Linked DNA regions of Homo sapiens: region 1 is linked to region 2. Evidence: chromatin loops called from intact Hi-C (ENCODE). Cell type or tissue: endothelial cell of umbilical vein. All regions are shown on one strand. Each heading gives the region's core, and the rest is flanking DNA. Links, peaks and the distances in the headings are about the cores only.

Region 1 (9,880 bases), core at 1,141-9,140, 130 kb before region 2:
CTGAGCAGCTGGGACTGCAGGCACGCACCACCATGCCCAGCTAAGTTTTGTATTTTTAGTAGAGACGGGGTTTCACCATGTTGGTCAGGCTAGTCTTGAACTCCTGACCTCAGGTGATCTGCCTGCCTCAGCCTCCCAAAGTGCTTGGATTACAGAAGTGAGCCACCACGCCCAGCCAATGAAAAAAAAATTTTTTTTTCTTTTTCTTTGAGACAGAATTTCGCTCTTGTTGCCCACTGTTGTCCAGGCTGGAGTGCAATGGCACGATCTCAGCTCACCACAACCTCCGCCTCCTGGGTTCAAGTGATTCTCCTACCTCAGCCTCCTGAGTAGCTGGGATTACAGGTATGTGCCACCATGCCTGGCTAATTTTGTATTTTTAGTAGAGACGGGGTTTCTCCATGCTGGTCAGGCTGGTCTCGAACTCCCGACCTCAGGTGATCCGCCTGCCTCGGCCTCCGAAGGTTTTGGGATTACAGGTGTGAGCCACTGCCCCCAGCCTGAAAAAAATTTTATCATAGAAAATATCCAACCATAAACAAAATTAGTGAGAACAGTATTATAAACCCTCATGTACTCATCACCCAGTTCCTTTTTGTTTTTTTTTTAGATGGAGTCTCGCTCTGTCGCCACAGTGCAGTGGTGCTATCTGGGCTCACTGCAACCTCCATCTCCCGGATTCAAGCGATTCTCCTGCCTCAGCCTCCCGAGTAGCTGGGACTACAGGCACCTGCCACCACGTCCAGCTCATTTTTTTGTATTTTTAGTAGAGACGGGGCTTCACCATGTTGACTAGGATGGTCTCGATCTCCTGACCTCGTGATCCGCCTGCCTCGGCCTCCCAAAGTGCTGGGATTACAGGTGCTCATCATCCAGTTTCTATAATAATTGATGACCAAATTTTTTCCTATATAGACCCACCCATTTTCTCTACTGACTTCCCAGACTACTTGGAAACAAATGGCAGACATCATATCCCTTTATCTGTAAACACTCTAGTAATATCTTCAAAAGATAAGGATAAAAAAAACCTATAATCCTAATCTATACATGTCATGCATGCATCTAACAATACCGCAGTAGAAATCTAAGAATACTGCAATAGAAAATATTTGATCCAGTTGGGGACGGTGGCTCATGTCTGTAATCCCAGCACTTTTGGAGGCCGAGGCAAGCTGATCATGAGGTCGGGAGTTTGAGACCAGCCTGGCCAATATAGTGAAACCCCATCTCTACTAAAAAATACAAAAATTAGCTGGGCGTGGTGGCGTGCGCCTGTACTCCTGGCTACTTGGGAGGCTGAGGCAGGAGAATAGCTTGAGCCCAGGAGGCGGAGGTTGCAGTGAACCGAGACTGCGCCACTGCACTCCAGCCTGGGTGACAGAATGAGACTCTGTCTCAAAAAAAAGAAAAAAAAATATTTGGTCCATTTTCACTCTTCTCCAGTTGTCTTATGTGTTGCCTTTGTTGGTGGTATATGTTGTTCTGTTTTGTTAGGTTTGTTTGAATCAAGAGGCAAATGAAGACCTCGCATTGTGACTGGTTGATCTCTGTCTCCCCACAGGTCGGCTTGAGGTTTGCGAGTCCCAGCTCCCACTGCCCCTGCCACCTGCCTTTCCCTTCTCAGGACATACACAGGACTGGGAGAAAATAGACTAAGTATTTGATATTACAGTATTGTTAGGTTTTTATATGTGCGGTATCTTAGGAGGGAACAGAAAGCAGCAGACACACCACTGACGATGGCTTCCAGTGTGGCAGGGGCCAAAGCCCTTGCTCTGTGGCTCCAGGGGCAGCCTGTGCAGGCCCAGCCTGGGGCCACTCATGCTCCCCAGCCCCACACGAGGCCCATCCCGTCTCAGCATAGGCTTCCTTCTTTCCACTGTTCCTGGAGACCCAGCAGGCTGTCATGGGCCTTTGGTCCCTACACAGTCCACTCCAGTGGCCACCAGGCTTCTGCAGCCATCATTTCCCATGTGCACGTGGGAAAGAACTAGGCCAGGCTTCTAAGTTATCTAGACCTTCCTTTTTTTTTTTTTTTTTTTTTTTTTTTGAGACACAGTCTCACTGTGTCGCCCAGGCTGGAGTGCAAGTGGTACGATCTCAGCTCACTGCAACCTCTGCCTCCTGGGTTCAAGTGATTCTCTGCCTCAGCCTTCCAAGTAGCTGGGATTACAGGTGCACACCAACACACCCAGCTAATTTTTGTATTTTTAATAGCGATGGGGTTTCACCATGTTGGCCAGGATGGTCTCGAACTCCTGATCTCAAGTGATCCGCCCACCTCAGCCTCCCAAAATGTTTGGATTACAGGCATGAGCCACCACCCCTGGCCTGGACCCTCTTTTTGACATGTGTGAGCATAGGCAGCAAGCAAGGCCATGCAGAGAAGGGGTGCTTCCAGACTGCCCAGGCCAGGGGCATCATTAAGGGTGGGACTGTCTCGAGAGTGTCATAGGAGAGTTGAGACCAACACACAAGTGTTGGAGATGATGGTTGAGGCAGGAGCAAGGTTTTTTGGGGTTTTTAAGATGGGGTCTTGCTTGTAGCTCATAGCAATCATAGCTTACCGCAGCCTCAAACTGCTGGGATCAAGTGGTCCTCCCGACTCAGCCTTCAGAGTGACTAGGACTACAGGTGGGCACCACTGTGCCGGGCGAGTGTTAATTATTACCCTAGGTTTAAAAATATGCTTTGTACTGGGTTTGCATAGGCCATTTCCCCTCTGTCTGCAGGGTACTGATGTCCCCATCTCTCTGCATAGCTGCAAAGGGGACCAGGGAGGCATTGCTGTGGCAACCGCCATGGCAGGGTCAAGGAGCTCCTTGTGTGGCTTTCACACTTCTGACGGGCTGAGATCCAGATCCAGGCCCCAGACCTGTGGTAATGCTGCTCATCGAGCCACCACCTGGGCTGAGGAGCAGAAATGAGGCCCCCAGGTCAGAGCAGAGACCTGCCGGGGCCACCTCCATCATCAGCCCTGATTTGGGGCCACCCTCTCATGTCCCTCATCCTCCTGCCCAGTGAAGCAGTGGCTGCTCCAGCTGGAGCTCCAGGAGAGAGGGCTAGGCTATGCCTTGAACCAGAGCCTGGGTGATGAAAGGGCCCCAAAGTGGGACCAGCCTGACTGTCCCCTTCCATCAGGCAGAGAGGAAAAGCATGGCACTCCCCCGCTGGGAAATACCCTGCAGTCACAGGATGAACCGGCTAGATGTGTGGACATTGCTAGGTCTTTTTTTTTTTTTATTAGAGATGGGGTCTCGCTCGGTTGCCCAGGCTGGAGTACAGGGGCACAATCATGGCTCACTGCAGGCTCGAACTCTTGGGCTCGAGCCATCCTCCCATCTGAGGCTCCCAAGTAGCTGGGACCACAGCTATGTGCCACCATGTCTGGCAGGAGCAAGATTAAAGTGTATAGTGGGAAGCCATTCGGAGCTAAGCAAGATGCAGGCAGGAAAAGTAGAGAAGTGGGGACTGTGGTTGTGAACACTGTACTCCTGGCCAGACATGGGACAGGCAGGTAACTTTCTGGAGAACACCCTGCCAGCTGTAATCAGACACCCTGGGGCCCCTACGGAAAGGAGGGCACAGCTCCATCCTGGCCAACACAAGGCCAATGCATGGATCCTCCATGGGACCTGTGGCTGTGGCACAGTCGCATATGTTTTTCACCCTTTTTACCCTGCACACGTTCTCTCAAGCACCTTTTATTTTTATTTTTTTGAGACAGAGTCCTGCTCTTTTGCCCAGGCTGGAGTGCAGTGGTGTGATCATAGCTCACTGCAGCCTCAACCTCCCAGGTTCAAGCGATTTTCCTGCCTCAGCCTCCAGAGTAGCTGGGACCACAGGTGCATGCCACTACCTCTGGCTAATTAAAAAAATTTTTTTGTAAAGATGGAGTCTGGCCATGTTGCTCAGGCTGTTTTTTGTTGTTGTTGTTGTTTGTTTTTGTTTTTTTGAGATGGAGTCTTGCACTGTCGCCCAGGCTGGAGTGCAGTGACACAATCTCGGCTCACTGCAACCTCCACCTCCCGGGTTCAAGTGATTCTCCTGCCTCAGCCACCCAAGTAGCTGGGACTACAGGTGGATGCCATAACACCCGGCTAACTTTTGTATTTTTAGTAGAGATGGAGTTTCATCATGTTGGCCAGGCTGGTCTTGAACTCCTGACCTCAGGCGATCTGCCCGCCTCAGCCTACCAAAGTGCTGGGATTACAGACATGAGCCACTGCGCCCGGCCTCAAGGACTTCTGGGCTTTGCAGGGTCAGTTTTTCCTCTAAAGATTTGTGCTTCTTGTGCTTTTCTGGCTAATATTCTATTTTGGACAACCATCCCTGCACAATCGCCACTGACAATTTTTTTTTTTTTGAGACCGAGTCTCATTCTGTTGCCCAGACTGGGGTGCAGTGGTGTAATCTCGTCTTACTACAACCTCTGCCTCCCGGGTTCAAGCGATTCTCCTGCCTCAGCCTCCCGAGTTGCTGGGGCTACAGGTGTGCGCCACCTCGCCCAGCTAGTTTTTGTATTTTTAGTAGAGATGGGGCTTCACCAAGTTGCCCAGGCTAGTCTTGAACTCCTGACCTCAAGTGATCCACCCGCCTCCGTCTCCCAAAGTGCTGGGATTACAGGCATGAGCTGCCGCTCCTGGCCGCCACTGACAATTTTTACTGGTACTTGTTACAGTCCCAGACGCCACCTGTCACCTGTGTTAGGGGCTTCAGAGTGCCTAGCTGCAGGTTGAGGTCCTGGTCTCGTCACTGCTGCTTGCTGAGTCTGCTTCCGATGCATACGTCACATTTACTTCCCCACAGGCCATTCCTTAGCATCTCTTACTGCTTGGCCTCCTCCTTCGTCCCTGTGGCTGGTATAGCTCACTCCACATTCTCAAACGGTTTTAAAATGTTTTTCTTTTGGCTGGGCGCAGTGGCTCACATCTGTGATCCCAGCACTTTGGGAGGCCGAGGCAGGTGGATCATGAGATCAGGAGATCGAGACCATCCTGGCCAACACAGTGAAATGCCGTCTCTACTAAAAATACAAAAAATTAGCCAGGCGTGGTGGCGGGTGCCTGTAATCTCAGCTACTTGGGAGGCTGAGGCAGGAGAATCACTTGAATCTGGGAGGCGGAGGTTGCAGTGAGCTGAGATCACAGCACTGCACTTCAGCCTGGGTGACAGAGCGAGACTCTCTCAAAAACAAAACAAAATTTCTTTTTCTTTGATTTTCTTTTTGTAGAGATGGGAGTCTCATTATATTGCCCAGGCTGGTCTTGAACTTCTTGCTTCAAGCGATCTTCCTGCCTTAACCTCCCAAAGGGCTGGGATTACAGGCGTGAGCCACTGCACCTGGCCTAAAATATCTTTCTGTAATTCAATCTGTAGGTCAAACCTGCCACTCTAATGTAGTGGTAGAAACTGAATTTCAGTTAATTTGGAGGTTTTCCTGTCTTTCCCACAGGGGTATGGCACTGTCAGCGGAAGACTGTCAGATCTCTGCAGCATGACCCTCATCCTTGTTCCCAACCTTTTCTGTCAGTCACTGTCTGCCTCCCTTTCTTTGGTTGGCTGCCCATCAATGACCTATTATCATCATTGCCATAGATCCCTGAGAAGCACTCCCCCTCCCACAGTTGCCATTCCAATCTTGCTACACAGTATAAGAGCCCTCTTGGCTTCTGAGGGTTAAATGTTGCCATCCAGAATGGTTAAATGCCATTCCAGAATCGTGTCATCCCCAAGACACTAAGGAGCCAAGTTCCATGGCAGCATCTCCTAGCCACAGAGCACAGCCACCACCAGCTTTCTATGACACCAGTGCCCCCTCACGTCCACATTCTGCATTGCCTTAGTGAAGAGCGCCTCCTCTGGGCAGCTCCATGAAACACCTTCTGGTCTCATGTAATAAATCCGTTCTAACATTCCCACTTCCCTGAGCCTTCATCTCTACCTCATTAATGGTAGGCCACTATGGTGTCCAAGCTTCCGGGAGCCGTCTGGCGTGAAGACAAGCTCCAGCTGTCCTTTGACAGGACTTTAAATCCTGAGTCTTGGGGCATGCACCCTTGTCAATCAATGCCCCACCGGTCTTCTATTGCCCCCTCCCCGCCTGGATCTGGTACCCCACCTGGATCTGGTACCCTCATGATCGCTCCCGCAAGTGTTCTCCCAGGTCCTGCAACTTTTTGGGTGACTGAGTGATTTCCTCCTAGGGTAGGAAATATTTCACTGCTTGGGCTATGCTGAGATGTGATCCTGCTTGTTGGTCTGGAGGCAATGAGAGGAGGTGGATCTTGAGGAGGATTAGTGTTATCTTACAGGGTACTCACCTGTAACGGGGAGATCTCTGCACTGTCTCCAGGCTAGATGAAGCTGTCCTCCTCTGTCAATGGGAAGAAGGCAGTTTCTGCTGGCCAGGATGCTTCAGGGGACTCTGGGGGCTCAAGGTTCTTTGGTACATCCACCCAAACATCCCACGTCAGGCCTAGAGTCCCATTTATTCCTTTAAAAGCACCCAATGGGCCGGTTACTGTGGCTCATGTCTGTAATCCCAGAAGTTTGTGAGGCCATGGCAGGTGGATCAGTTGAGGCCAGGAGTTCGAAACCAGCCTGAGGAACATAGCAAGATCCCCGTCTCTACAAAAATAAAAATAATAGAAGCCCCCACTTTAGTACAGGAGACCTGCTGAGGATGCACAAGTGTCTTTTGCAGCTCTGCTGCTCTTGTGATGAAATATTGGTTCTCATTTTCAGCATGCTCTGCCTCCTGGCCACGGAAGCAAGGTTTTCTTTACATGTTGTCTTGGGAGAGTTCCTGCCTTTCACAGCATACTCTGAGTAGATAGCAGGCTGAACTGCATCTTTCATTCTCTTGCTTCAAAGCTGCTAAGGTGATTTAGAAAAGCTAGCCACCTCCATAATCCTTGCAACAGCAGCTGCTTCCACATCTTTCAAGTGACAAAGCTACTGCATAAGCCAAGCTTTCTCTTCAACTTCTATCTCCTTATCTACCACAGGTAAGAGTCTCATGCTTCAGGACACAAGGTTATCACCAACTGTGTGTGTGTGTGTGTGTGTGTCTTTGTTGCCTTCCGAATGGTAAGTGATCTACTTTTAGATTCCTATCGCTAGGTCTGTCTTCTAGTGCTACCTCTATTACTCATTGCCTTAGCTTGAATCCTCACAAAAACAGAGCTTGATCCTGGAACTTCGGCATAGTTAACTTGGGACATTCCAGGAAACTGTAATCCATGTAATTCCATGCCTATAATCCCAGCACTCTGGGGGCCAAGGTGGGTGAATCAGTTGAGGCCAGGAGTTTGAGACCAGCCTGGTCAACATGGGGAGAGAGATTGGGAAGAGTGACCCAGGGTACAGAACCATGAGCCACAGCTGCAGCTTCAGTCAGAGCAGGGCTGACCAGATATAACCAGAAGTCCCAACAGCATCCTGGACACCTCTCCTGCCTCCTAAGGGTGCAGAAATCTGTGACAATGGCTAAGCAGTATCTGCTCCTCTGGATTCAGGTGCCTATCTCTTGTGGAGCTTTGTTCATTCTAGAAGTACTTGGAGAGGTCCAAGCATCGTGCCTCACGCCTGTAATCCCAGCACTTTGGTGGCCAAGGTGGGCGGATCAGTTGAGGTCAGGAGTTTGAGACCAGCCCGGTCAACATGGCAAAACCCCACCTCTGCTAAAAACACAAAAATTAGCCAATCGTGGTCGTGCAGACCTGTAATCCTAGCTACTTGGGAGGCTGAGGTAGGAGAATCACTTGAACTCGGGAGGCAGAGGTTGCAGTAAGCCGAGATTGCGCCACTGCACTCCAGCTTGGGCAACAGAGTGAGACTACGTCTCAAAGAAAAAATAGGCTGGGCGCGGTGGCTCACGCCGGTAATCCCAGCACTTTGGGAGGCTGAGACGGGTGGATTATGAGGTCAGGAGTTCGAGACCAGCCTGACCAATATGGTGAAACCCCGTCTCTACTAAAAATACAAAAATTAGTCCAGCATGGTAGTGTGTGCCTGCAGTCCCAGATACTTGGGAGGCTGAGGCAGGAGAATAGCTTGAACCTGGGAGGCGAAGGTTGGAGTGAGCTGAAATTGTGCCACTGCACTCCAGCCTGGGCGACAAAGTGAGACTCCATCTCAAAATAAATAAAAAAATAAAAATAAAAATAGCAATACAACTATTTGGAGAGGGCCAAATAAGTGGGGAGCACTTCTCCACACTGAGATACAGGCGGGAACAGAACAACAAACCCCATAGAGCTTATGTTTTAGTTGGAGGAGACTAAGAATAAATACAATATGTAGTAGGTCAAGTGTTAATGGGTGCTAGAAACAAGAAGTGGGGGCCAGGCACGGTGGCTCACACCTGTAATCCCAGTACTCTGGGAGGTCGAGGTGGGTGGATCACCTGAGATAAGGGGTTCAAAACCAGCCTGGCCAACATGGTGAAACCCCATCTCTACCAAAAATACAAAAATCAGCTGGGCATGGTGGCGGACACCTGTAATCCCAGCTAGTCAGGAGGCTGAGGCAGGAGAATTGCTGCAATCCAGGAGGCAGAAGTTGCAGTGAGCTGAGATCATGCCACTGCATTCCAGCCTGGGTGACAGAGTGAGACTGCATCTCAAAAAAAAAAAAAAAAAAAGGGCCAGGCGTGGTGGCTCACGCCTGTAATCCCAACACTTCGGGAGGCTGAGGCAGGCGGGTCACGAGATCAGGAGATGGAGACCATCCTGGCTAACACAGTGAAACCCGTCTCTACTAAAAATACAAAAAAAAAATTAGCTGGACGTGGTGGCGGGCGCCTGTAGTCCTAGCTACTCAGGAGGCTGAAGCAGGAGAATGGCGTGAACCCGGAGGTGGAGCTTGCAGTGAGCCGAGATCACACCACTGCACTCCAGCCTGGGCGACAGAGCGAGACTCCGTCTCAAAAAAAAAAAAAAAAAAACAAAAGAAAACATGAAGTGGGAAGGGAGGATACATTGTGCACATACCTCAAAGAAATGAGAGTGAATGAAACTGGCAAGACACTGGGAGGGCACACCTGTGAGGTAAATCAGAGGGAAATGAGAAGAGCATGGTGCCCTAGAAACCAAGTGAAGCCAGGGTTTCAAGGAGGAGGGGTCAACTCACGAGACGCTGCTGATGCACTGCGATGAGGATAGAAAACTAGGCAGAAGCCTTAACCACAGGGAGGGCACAGCATCCTTGACAAGGGCAGGCGGGGGACAGTGGGACGTGAGAAATCTGAAGTTCAAGGTAGACCAGGTGCAGTGGCTCATGCCTGTAATCCCACTACTTTAGAAGGCCAAGGTGAGAGGATCACTTGAGCCCAGGAGTTCGAGACCAGCCTGGGCAACATAACGTAGTGAGACCCCCTCATCTCTTCTTCCTTTTTTTTTTTTTTTTTCTTTAGACGGAGTCTCGCTCTGTCGCCTAGGCTGGAGTGCAGTGGTGCGATCTCGGCTCACTGCAACCTCCGCCTCCCAGGTTCAAGCGATTCTCCTGCCTTAAACTCCCAAGTAGCTTCTACAGGCGCGTGCTACCACACCCGGCTAATTTTTGTATTTTTAGTAGACGGGGTTTCACAGTGTTAGCCAGGATGGTCTCCATCTCCTGATCTCGTGATCCGCCCACCTCAGCCTCCCAAAGTGTTGGGATTACAGGCGTGAGCCACCATGCCTGGCCTTTTTTTTTTTTTTTTTTTTGAGATGCAGTCTCACTCTGTCACCCAGGCTGGAATGCAGTGGCATGATCTCAGCTCACTGCAACCTCTGCCTCCCAGGTTCAAGCGATTCTCTCGCCTCAGCCTCCCGAGTAGCTTGGACTACAGGCACACACCACCATGCCTGGCTAATTTTTTTTTTTTTTTTTT
Region 2 (9,880 bases), core at 571-8,570:
CCACCATGCCCGGCTAATTTTGTATTTTTAGTAGAGACAGGGTTTCTCCATGTTGGTCAGGCTGGTCTTGAACTCCCGACCTCAGGTGGTCCACAACCTCGGCCTCCCAAAGTGCTGGGATTACAGGCGTTAGCCACCATGCCCAGCCTGGCACAATTTAGCATAAAGTTTTTGAGGTCTTTGTACTATTCCAGTAGGACAGTTGGTGAAACTTGAATAAGATCCGTAAAATACTTGATTACTAACTTGTATCAATGGAAATCTCTTGGTTTATAACTGAATTTTGGTTATACAAGTTTTTTTTTTTTTTTTTTTTTTTTTTTTTTTTTTTTTTTTTTTTTTGAGACACAGTCTCGCTCCGTCGCTCAGGTGTGATCTTGGCTCACTGCATCCTCTGCCTCCTGGGTTCAAGCAATTCTCCTCTCTCAGCCTCCCAAGTGGCTGGGATTATAGGTGCCTGCTACCACGCCTGACTAATTTTTGTATTTTTAGTAGAGATGGGGTTTCACCATGTTGGCCAGGCTGACCTCAAACTCCTAACTTCAGGTAATCCGCCCACCTTAGCCTCCTAAAGTGTTGGGATTACAGGCATGAGCCACCGCGCCTGGCCGAGACTGTAGATTTTTGCAACTTTTTTGTAAGTCTAAAATAATTTCAGCCAAGCATGGTGGCTCATGCCTGTAATCCCAGCACTTTGGGAGGCTGAGGCAGAGGATCACTTCAGCCCAGGAGTTTGAGACCAGCCTGCAACATAGCAAGACTCCATCTCTGGAAAAAAAAAAAAAAAATTAGAGCCTGTGGTCCCAGCTACTTGAGAGGCTTGAGGTGGGAGGATTGCTTGAGCCCGGGAGTTTGAGGATGCAGTGAGGCATGTTGAGCCACTGCACTCCAGCCTGGGCAACAGAGCACGATCCTGTCTCAAATATAAAATAATTTCTAAATAAACTTTCTTGTTCAAGCTCAGGGTCTGAGTTGTGCACTGCCTATGATCCACTCCACAGAAGTTCTGATTTCTTCTCTGTGCAATGGTTCTGCCGGCCTTTCTGCCGCCCAGAGGTCCTGGTGAGTGGGCATCAGAGACTCCTTAGGGCTCTGTGGAGGCTCAGGGAGGAGCTTTCGCTTCCCTCCTGATGCTGGTGCCTCCAGAGCTAGACAGGAAGATGGAAGCTGGGTGGCCCGAGCAGGGGTGGGGGCTTGGCTGGCCCTCCTGTCAGCTTGAGCTGGCTTGAGCCCAGGCAGGGCCCTGACAGCCTGGGCAGGCTCAGAGGGAGGGAGGTGGGAACCAAGAGACCCGGGGAGGGCTCCCGGGGCCAAGACCCAGGTCCCTGCCCTGCACATCTGCCAAGGGACTTCCTCAGAAGCTGCTGATGTTAGGCTTTGGCTTCCTGCTGTGGACTGAGGGGATGAACTCCGACGGGAGGACATTCAGGCCTTGGAGGAAATGAGAGCTTGGCTGACAGGAGGGCCTGGACTCACGAAGACACTTGGACACCCACAAGCACAGAGACATGGGTGTGTGACAACTGACCAAGGGGCATGCAGGTATGTATGCGTGGTGCACACAGACACCCTGGGCACAGCCCACTGGCACCAGCGTCAACCCCTGCGTGGTGGGCTGCATCCCACCCTTCAGGCAGGCCCTGTGGGGCAGGTTTCAGGGAGGAAGGAGGCTGAGTGGGCAGAGTCTGAGGACGCGGCCACCATCGCTCCCTGGCACTACATCTGTGTCCGGGATCTAGGAGGCAGTCCTCCATCACTGAGCCCCAAGATGACTGTCACAGCTTGGTCTAAAGCAGGGGCCGGGCCTGAGCCCTGGCCCCTGCCCTGGAGGAGCTCACAGAGCCCCCAGCTGGGGCATATCTGGTTTCCGGGGGCAGGGGCGATACCCAGAGGAGGAAGAAGGGATTCTGAGAGAGCCCAACAGGCTCCGAGCCTCAGGCTGGAGCTGAGCTTGGGGCAGCAAGGAAGGACCAGGTGCGAGGGCAGAACCATGCGGCCCGACCCCTGCAGCACGGCCTGTGGCCTCCCCCAGCTCCTGCCCGTGCTTCTGGGTCAGTCTGGACTTTGCCACTTCTGACCAAAAGCCACCGCAAACCCACTCAAGCCAAAAGAGGAAGTGACCGTTAGGCCCAACTGGGAAGGCTGGCGGCCAGGGGCACTCCAGGCAGGGCGAGGGGGGCGGCCGGGGGCGCTCCAGGCGGGGCGAGGGAGACACCCAGAACTCCAGGCAGGAGTCCTCGGGTGCCACCTTTCCTCTCCACCTGGCCCTGCGTGGGCTCTGTCCTCAGGGTGGCCCGCCGTAGTCCCCCTCCCCACTCTGAGTTTCCTGTCCCAAAGTCCTAAGGAAGTTTCCAGAACTACATCTCACCATCTTGAGTCAGCCTTGGCTCAGTGTCCATCTCACAGGCCTGGAAGGGGCAGGAGTCAGCACTGTCCAGACCACAGGGCCTGAGTGTGGGGAGGGCAGCCGTCTAGGAAGGTGGTGGAGGGTTGTTACCTTGAGGCAAGAGGGCTGCGGGGCAGAAAGACACAGCAGGTGACTGTTGTGGGAGGCCCAAGAGAGGCCTGGGAGAGGGATGGCCCACAAGGGCTGACCCTCCCGCCACCCAGGGGGCCTTGGACAGGTTTCCTCCTGGCAGGGTGGCCCTTGTGCATGGAACCCCTACAACGACTAAGGCTGGCAGGCATGAGGTTTCCTGAAGGAGAAAGAGCTTGTGGGGCCCAGTGTGGCTGGGGGGGCGCTGGGACTCCATTCTGAAGCCAAAGGCACTGGGAAGGGCTTCCGCAGAGGAGGGTTTGGCAGGGGTTGCCAGGAACAGCCTGGATGGGGACAGGGAACAGATAAGGTGGGTGGAGGAGTTAGCCGGGAGCCTGGGGCTGGCTCCAGCATGATGTGGGGGTCTGCAAGGCCCTGGAGAAAGTGGGGTGGTGCAGCAGGGGGCACACCCACAGCTGGAGCTGACCCAGATGGACAGCTTGGGCTCTGCCACGCGGGACTAGGCAAGGAAGGGGCACGAACAAGCAGGAAGTGGTGAGGCGGTCTCCAGCTAGCTGCTCTCCCCTGCCCAGACTTTGGTTTCCTCCCTGCTGGCTTGGCCTGGCTCCCTGGCTCTGTGTGGTATGGTCACACCCCCGTGCACCCCCTCCACTGAGATGGGGCGGGGAGAGCACCGAGGCTGCTCTTCCTCTCCTGGGCCGTCCTCTGAGCAGCAGACGGGGCTAAGCGTTCCCCAGCTCGCCTTCACACACAGCCCGTGCCACCACACCGACGGTACCATGAAGGACGAGGTAGCTCTACTGGCTGCTGTCACCCTCCTGGGAGTCCTGCTGCAAGGTGGGCTGGTTCCTATCTAGGAAGAGGGTGGGCCTTAGATCCCTACAGCTTGCCCTCTGCCCCCTAGGCCCAGGTGGAGGGCAGAGGTGGGGACTCCAGCCCAGGCCCAAGCTGGAAGAGGGTGGGGACTTTCAGGGAACTGGGGGGCACCTGGCTGTGAGAGCTGTAGGACTTGGGGGTGGCAAGGGTGCCAGGACAAATGGTAGGATAGCCATGGGCTTGGGGAAGCTGATCTCTGCTCTTTCCAGCTGTCCCCTCTCTGGGCGTCCCAGCAAGCGGCCCCCATTCCCTGGCTCTGCTTCAAAGGCACCTCCATACTGGGACCACGTGGAGCAGGGTAGAGGTGGGACTCCTTCCTCCAGCCCCCTAAAAAGAGCCTGCTTAATGCCTTTCTCAGACTGGCCCTAAAGGACACATTCCTTGGCCAGATATCCTTGCCACCTAAGAGACACCACTACTCCACAGTGTGTGGGCTAGGATAAGGCACAGCCTGGGGAGGGGGCTCTGAAGGGGCTGAACAGACAGGCCAGCCTGACCTCCAGCTGCTCCTGCACTGAGCTGGATGGCCACCCTGTGACACCCATCTGCAGAGGGCCCAGAACCAAAGGTGCCAGGGCTGCAGGACTCAGGGGGAGATGGTCCGACGGGAGGTCTGGGGAGGGAGCGCACAGCCAGCACTGGTCTGTGTGTGGTCTGGCCTGGCCTCACCTGACCAAGAGAAGGGCTCCTGCCCACAGAGAAACTTTAGGGCCAGCCCACCCTCTGCAACTACCCCAGCCCTGGGGTCCTGGGGTTAGGCTAGGAGAGTCCCAGCTGCAACCTCCTGGGAGCAGGAGAGAAGGTGTCTGTCAGATTTAGGCCTGGGACCGGAATGCAGGAACAGAGAAACTGAGGTTTGGAGGCACAGGGACGCAGGCTTTAGTGATCCCGGCCTGAGGCAGGGTCAGAGGGCCCTGCTGGTGGGCGCTGGTAGGTGGGTGACCAGGGACTGTTAGCTACAGGGAGTGTGCTTCCTTGCACCTGGGAGGATGCAGCCAGCTCTGCCCTCAGACTCCCGAGGCACTTCCTGGCCAGGGACCTGAAAGCTGCATTTGCCTGTGTTTTGAGAGTGAAATGATTCAGAAACAAGGACTCAAGTGGTCTCTCTCGCGGAGCAGGTGTCCCTGTGCCTGAATCACTCACCCTCCCCCATACACTCACAGGTTGGGACAGGGCCTCTCTGCGCCCCAGGCTTCAGCCCTGCCCTCCTCGCTGAATGTCAGGGACACAGGGCAGGCCAGGGATGGGTGAGACGAGAGGTCTCCTCGGGCGGGGAGGGGGCGGGGTTCCGCCTTAGGGAGGAGAGGACACGGCCAAGTGAAGGGCCAGATTGCAGGATCCCTCCCACTCCCATCTCTGGGGCTTCGGGTGTCCAGACCTGACTCCCGCTCCCCCTCCTCCCCCAGCCTACTTCTCCCTGCAGGTGATCTCGGCGCGCAGGGCCTTCCGCGTGTCGCCGCCGCTCACCACCGGCCCACCCGAGTTCGAGCGCGTCTACCGAGCCCAGTGAGGCGCGGCGGGAGGGCGCGGGGCGGGGAGCGAGCCCCAGGCGGGTCCGGGTCGCAGGACCATCCCGGCCGGCGCGCTCATCCCACCCGCCCACCGCAGGGTGAACTGCAGCGAGTACTTCCCGCTGTTCCTCGCCACGCTCTGGGTCGCCGGCATCTTCTTTCATGAAGGTCGGGGTGTGGGGCAGGGGCGCACGCGCTGGACCCCCGGGACCCGCGCAGGGCGCTCACCAGGCCCGTGCGTACCTCTCGCAGGGGCGGCGGCCCTGTGCGGCCTGGTCTACCTGTTCGCGCGCCTCCGCTACTTCCAGGGCTACGCGCGCTCCGCGCAGCTCAGGTGAGGGCCGGGCGGGGAGCGGGGCGGGGCCGGGGAAAGATCGCGGGCGGGCGGGGCTCCTGGGGAGCGGGACCGAAGCTGGGGGCGGGCGACGGGCCGGAGCCCAGCGCCTTTGGGGATTCGGTGGGCGAGCCCTGGCGGCGGCCAGAGGAAGTCCCCGTGGGGCCAGGGTTGCGGCGGGGAAGAAGCGGGCCTCCTCGCGCCACCTCCCCGCTGACCGCCGCCCGCAGGCTGGCACCGCTGTACGCGAGCGCGCGCGCCCTCTGGCTGCTGGTGGCGCTGGCTGCGCTCGGCCTGCTCGCCCACTTCCTCCCGGCCGCGCTGCGCGCCGCGCTCCTCGGACGGCTCCGGACGCTGCTGCCGTGGGCCTGAGACCAAGGCCCCCGGGCCGACGGAGCCGGGAAAGAAGAGCCGGAGCCTCCAGCTGCCCCGGGGAGGGGCGCTCGCTTCCGCATCCTAGTCTCTATCATTAAAGTTCTAGTGACCGAGACCCGGGCTGCGTTCTCTGGGTCCGCGGGGGTGGCGCACCGCGGGCTACGGAGCCTGGAGGGGCCCAGCCCGAGTCCGGGCAGCCCGGGGCGGGCTTCCTAGTGGCGGCGTGAGAGTGGCTGCGAAGGAACGAGCCCTCCCCCTGGGGCGGGACTGGATCCGGTCTTCACCTCCTACCCCACTCCCTACTCAGCCTCGGGGTCACAAGGCCGCCCAGTCCTGCCGGGGTTCACCCTCCTAGCGCTCAGCGGTCTCCTCACCGGTCCCCCTCCTCAGGGGCCTTCCCTCGACTCTCAGCCGCCGCAGTCCCTCGTCCCCTGGCCTTCACAGCTGACACTAGATAGAGCCTGTGGCTCTCTCCCCAGGTGAGGGCAGGGGTTTTTCTTTTGGTCAGCACTGGATCCCCCTCGTTAACTGTAGGTGTTCAGGGCAGCCCTCCGAGGTCCGCAGAGCTGCGGGCACCATGGGAACGAAGTGAGTCAGTGACAGGCGGTCTCAAGGAAATGTCCAGAAGCCTTGGGGATCCAGGGGAGGCCCACAGAAACAAAGAAGTGACTTTTAGCCAAGTATGCAGGAGAAACGGAGAAAGGAGAGCTTTCCAAGGAGGGGCAACAGTGTGTGCAAAGGCCCTGAGGTGAGCGGGAGACCCTAATGTGCCAGAGGAGTGTCGGGGACCCAGGATGAGGACCAAGCTGAGACACACGGAGGGGAACAAGGAGGCTGGGAAATGCCTTCAGCTTGAGGAGCTAAGGGAAGGCCTCATCGCAGGCCTTGGACATGGGGGAGACATTCGGGGGACCTGCTATAGGCATTGTGGTCCCAGATTCTGAGCTGGTTTCACCAGTGACAGACTTTGCGGCCTGATCCTAGGAAGGGGGGTACGCTGGCGCCGAGGTGGCACTGCAGCTGCACAGCCAGGGGCTGGACCCCGCGCCTGCAGGCCAGGCTGGCTCCTTGACTTAGCAGGGAAAGGTCGCTGCTGATGCTGGCTGGGGAGGCCCAGTGCCAGGCTTAGTTGGCATGTTGGGGCACAGACCAAATGAAGCCAACCGCAGGGGCAGAGGGAGATGCCCAGGGCGCTCACATTTGAGGCACACACTTCATTAACCCTTTATTACAAGTCACGCTCTTATAGAAGTATATGTGGACTTACGTGAAAAAATCAAATGTATCCAAGAATAAAAAACACAGCACATAAAGTAGTATATGCATTCCAGTGTTCGCGCCAGAGACGGCGGGCGCCCAAGTAAAAGCTCTTCTAAAACGGCCTGACTGGGGCAGGCCGGGTGCGAACGGTTCCGGGCCTCAGGCACAGTGTGGGGGCCGCCTGCCTCCTCCGCGGCCCGGCGGGCGGGGGCAGCACCAGCTCCTAGGGCCTCCGGGCCAGCGGCGGACCCCAGGCCGGCCCAAGCCCGACGCCAGGCAGAACCCTTTGGGCGGGGCCGTATCTGGCCCTCCGGGGACGGCAGTGACGACACCCCCAGAAATGTGGGCTTCAGGGCTGGCCACAGGGTACCCTCAGAAGCCCGCAGCTTAGTCGGCCTTTTTCAGGAAGATCTGGAAGAGCCGGACCCAGGGTCAGCAGGGCCTCTGAGCTCCGCCAGGGTCTCCCTGGCTGCTCCCCGTGCCTGGCCTGGCCCTGCCCAGCCTCACCTCGCTCAGAATCACCCACACAGGGGAGTCCGTCTGGATCGAGAGGCGCAGTGCTTCCAGAGGGCCGAAGGCTGGGTCCACCTCTCCCTCTGCCACTCCCTTGTAGAAGGAGCCTGTGGGAGGGCAGTGGTGAGAGGGTGTCCCTGAACCCCAGCCCACGCTCTCCCCCAAACCCTACCCACCGATCTGGAGGTAGCCGTCGGGGCTCCGAGGGTACCGGAGGGTGGCGGTGCGGCCCTCCTGCAGGGCCTCCTTGTCTGACTGAGGGTTCTGGGGGCAGAATCAAGGGCTGAGGCAGGTGGTCACAGGAGGCCCGGCTTCAGTGCACACCACACCCACCGAACTTACGTCGAAGGGCAGCACCTCCACAGACGTGTTGAAGAGCTTGTCCTCCGGGTGCTCGATGTTCCCACTGCGGAAGAAGAACCTGCAGCCAGGCAGGCCTGTGAGCTGCTGCAGGGGCAGCGTTCCAGCACAGCACCCAGGGCCCAGCAGAGAAAGGCCAGGCCTGCGCCAGGAGGGCCCCCCAGGCAGCTGTCAGGCTGTGCAAAGAGACCAGGGCCTTCCTCTGGGAGGATGGTGACAGGAAACATCCCTGAGCTCCTAGGGGCTGCCTGACTTAGTCCTCACAAGGTAGCTACCATTACGAGGCCCACTTCAGATGCGGAAACTGAAGAACGTGAGGATAACTTGCCGGTGAAGCCTACACCCTGGGGGCCACCCAGCCCCGCCCCCATCGCAGACCCATGGTGCTGGCACTGACCGCTCCAGTCTTAGAGGTTGGAAGAAGCGGAAGCGGATGAAGTCCCCCGCGGCAGGGGTGAAGGCCCAGAAGAAGTCCTCGCGCAGGTAGGCTTTCTCCAGGGTGAAGTGCTGGTATGTCTTCAGGCTCGTGCTCACCTCTGCTGGCGGGTTCACATGCTCCTTCCGCAGCGCCTGCTTTCCAAAGTCTTTGTCCTGCAGCGGAGGAGGGACAGCAGTGATGGCGTGGGCCCCGACCTTGATCCCGGCCTAGGGAGAGCGTGCAGTGCAGCCCACCTTCAGTTTCTGGATCTTGCCAGCCAGCGAGGAGTGAGTGCCCACGTGCTGGAAGAGGGACGGTTTGAAGCGGATCCGCAGGTTGGCTTTCTGCCGGTCACAGTGCTTCTGTGGAGGGTGGGCAACACCCCAGGGCTCGGCTTAGCCCTCCTTCCTCAACACGGCCTCTCCTGGGGACTACCAGGGCCCTCCCACAGCTGACAGTGCTCTATGTGAGCAGATGCAAGGACAGGGACACAGTTTGGGGTGGAGGCTGCCTGCCCCTTGGCCCTGCCCCTGCCAGTCCCGCCAGCTCTTGCTCACCGCATCCTTCTCGGGGTTGCAGACTTTCACCCACAGAATATGGTCCAGGAGCCAGTCGATGGGCTTGTCCCGGTAGAACATGAGAATGAACTCTACAATCAGGCTCAGGTCCAGCGACTTGAACATCTTACCTGGTGGGGAGGGGCCTGAGTGGGCAGTGCTGCTCTGCCTACTTCCTTTCTCCCTGCAGCGGCCCCCGAGTCCCACAGCAAACCCAGGGGCAGGCTTCAGGCAGGTGTGGGCATAACGGGGCAGGGAGGCAGACAGGTGATGAGGGCAGACATGTCTGATGCACAGGCAATGAGAACAGGCCAGGTGGGGCTGTAGCACGCACACCAGGCAGGGCCCACCTGGGCAAAGGCTCACAGTGGACACAGTGGGACTGGGAGAGAGGATGGCAGAGGCAGGTGGGACTGAAAGGCACCGTCAGGTAAGGGGAGGGGCACACCAATGAAGCCCAGCTGGGAGAACTCCAGGATCATCCAGTCCTCTGAAGGCTGCTGCAGTGCAAAGTTCTTCATGGTGCTCAGGTAGTTGGGCTTGGCCACGATGTCATCCTCCAGCTGCGAGGTGAGCAGAGAGGGGCTGGGGCTGAGGAAGGGCACCCAGATGGACCAGACCCATCGCAGGGCAGGGCGGCGCAGGGCAGGGCAGGGCAACGCAGGGCTTGGGGCTGACCTGCACGTAGTAGATGCCTTTGGACTGCGCGTACATCATGAGGAAGCAGTAATCGAGGTTCTGTTTGGTCCTCCACCTGTGGGCCGGGGCGGGGCCTCAGAAGTTCAGACCCCTCCACCTCCATTGTGGCTCCGCAGAGAAGCCGCTGGGTGGGCAGCTTCTGTCCCCCCACCCCCATGCACGGGTCCTCCCATGGAGAATTCAGGGCACTGCAGGGAAACACCCTGGACTCAAACACCAGTAGATGGGTTCTCAGCACAGGCAGGCGGGTTGCTGAGGGTATGGGGGAGTAACTAGTACCTGACTCTCTCCTTGGGGTCCCCAAAGGACTCTCGGAGGCGGGAGAAGTCAGGGTAGAAGTGGGGGGAGGGTGAGATGACCTCCAGGAGCCCAGAATGGATCTCCGTGGGGAACCTGGGGGACGGGAAGGCCTAGTCCGTATGCAGCCTCCAGGGGCTGAGAGGGGCCGAGCCCACCAGACTGTGGCCCTTTCTTGAGGCT

What was found. Peaks named below come from ENCODE experiments on the same cell type or tissue, not always from the same donor. Only the 100,000 strongest peaks of a DNase experiment are listed, where the experiment ranks them.
Region 1: it touches region 2 in a loop (2.0-fold over the local background); 19 of 110 quality-filtered maps call a loop at or near these places.

Annotation. Positions count from the first base shown.
Region 1 is chr5:179,662,759-179,672,638 of GRCh38, forward strand. The region is part of intron 2 of LOC105377763 (a long non-coding RNA gene); the gene reads left to right. Among named protein-coding and RNA genes, the nearest start is that of CBY3, 13 kb to the right of the region's middle. In endothelial cell of umbilical vein, for the core only: a CTCF peak has its summit at 5,863; a DNase peak (open chromatin) is centred at 5,843.
Region 2 is chr5:179,790,805-179,800,684 of GRCh38, forward strand. It overlaps LTC4S (leukotriene C4 synthase), which reads left to right and starts at 3,182. Exons shown (of 5, transcript NM_145867.2): 1 at 3,182-3,334; 2 at 4,780-4,879; 3 at 4,982-5,052; 4 at 5,137-5,218; 5 at 5,449-5,843. The coding sequence starts at 3,277. The coding sequence ends at 5,590. MGAT4B (alpha-1,3-mannosyl-glycoprotein 4-beta-N-acetylglucosaminyltransferase B) reads right to left here. Exons shown (of 15, transcript NM_014275.5): 6 at 9,680-9,793; 7 at 9,380-9,455; 8 at 9,150-9,264; 9 at 8,702-8,832; 10 at 8,399-8,506; 11 at 8,124-8,317; 12 at 7,709-7,787; 13 at 7,543-7,630; 14 at 7,361-7,473; 15 at 6,806-7,264. The coding sequence ends at 7,241. It overlaps MIR1229 (microRNA 1229), which reads right to left and starts at 7,542; the gene lies at 7,474-7,542. RefSeq lists enhancers at 2,370-2,997, 2,572-2,651, 2,672-2,821, 4,305-4,977 and silencers at 3,172-3,241, 4,787-5,496, 5,537-5,586, 5,607-5,766, 5,611-5,822. In endothelial cell of umbilical vein, for the core only: a CTCF peak has its summit at 5,509; DNase peaks (open chromatin) are centred at 3,067 and 5,527; H3K4me3 peaks cover 1,388 bases.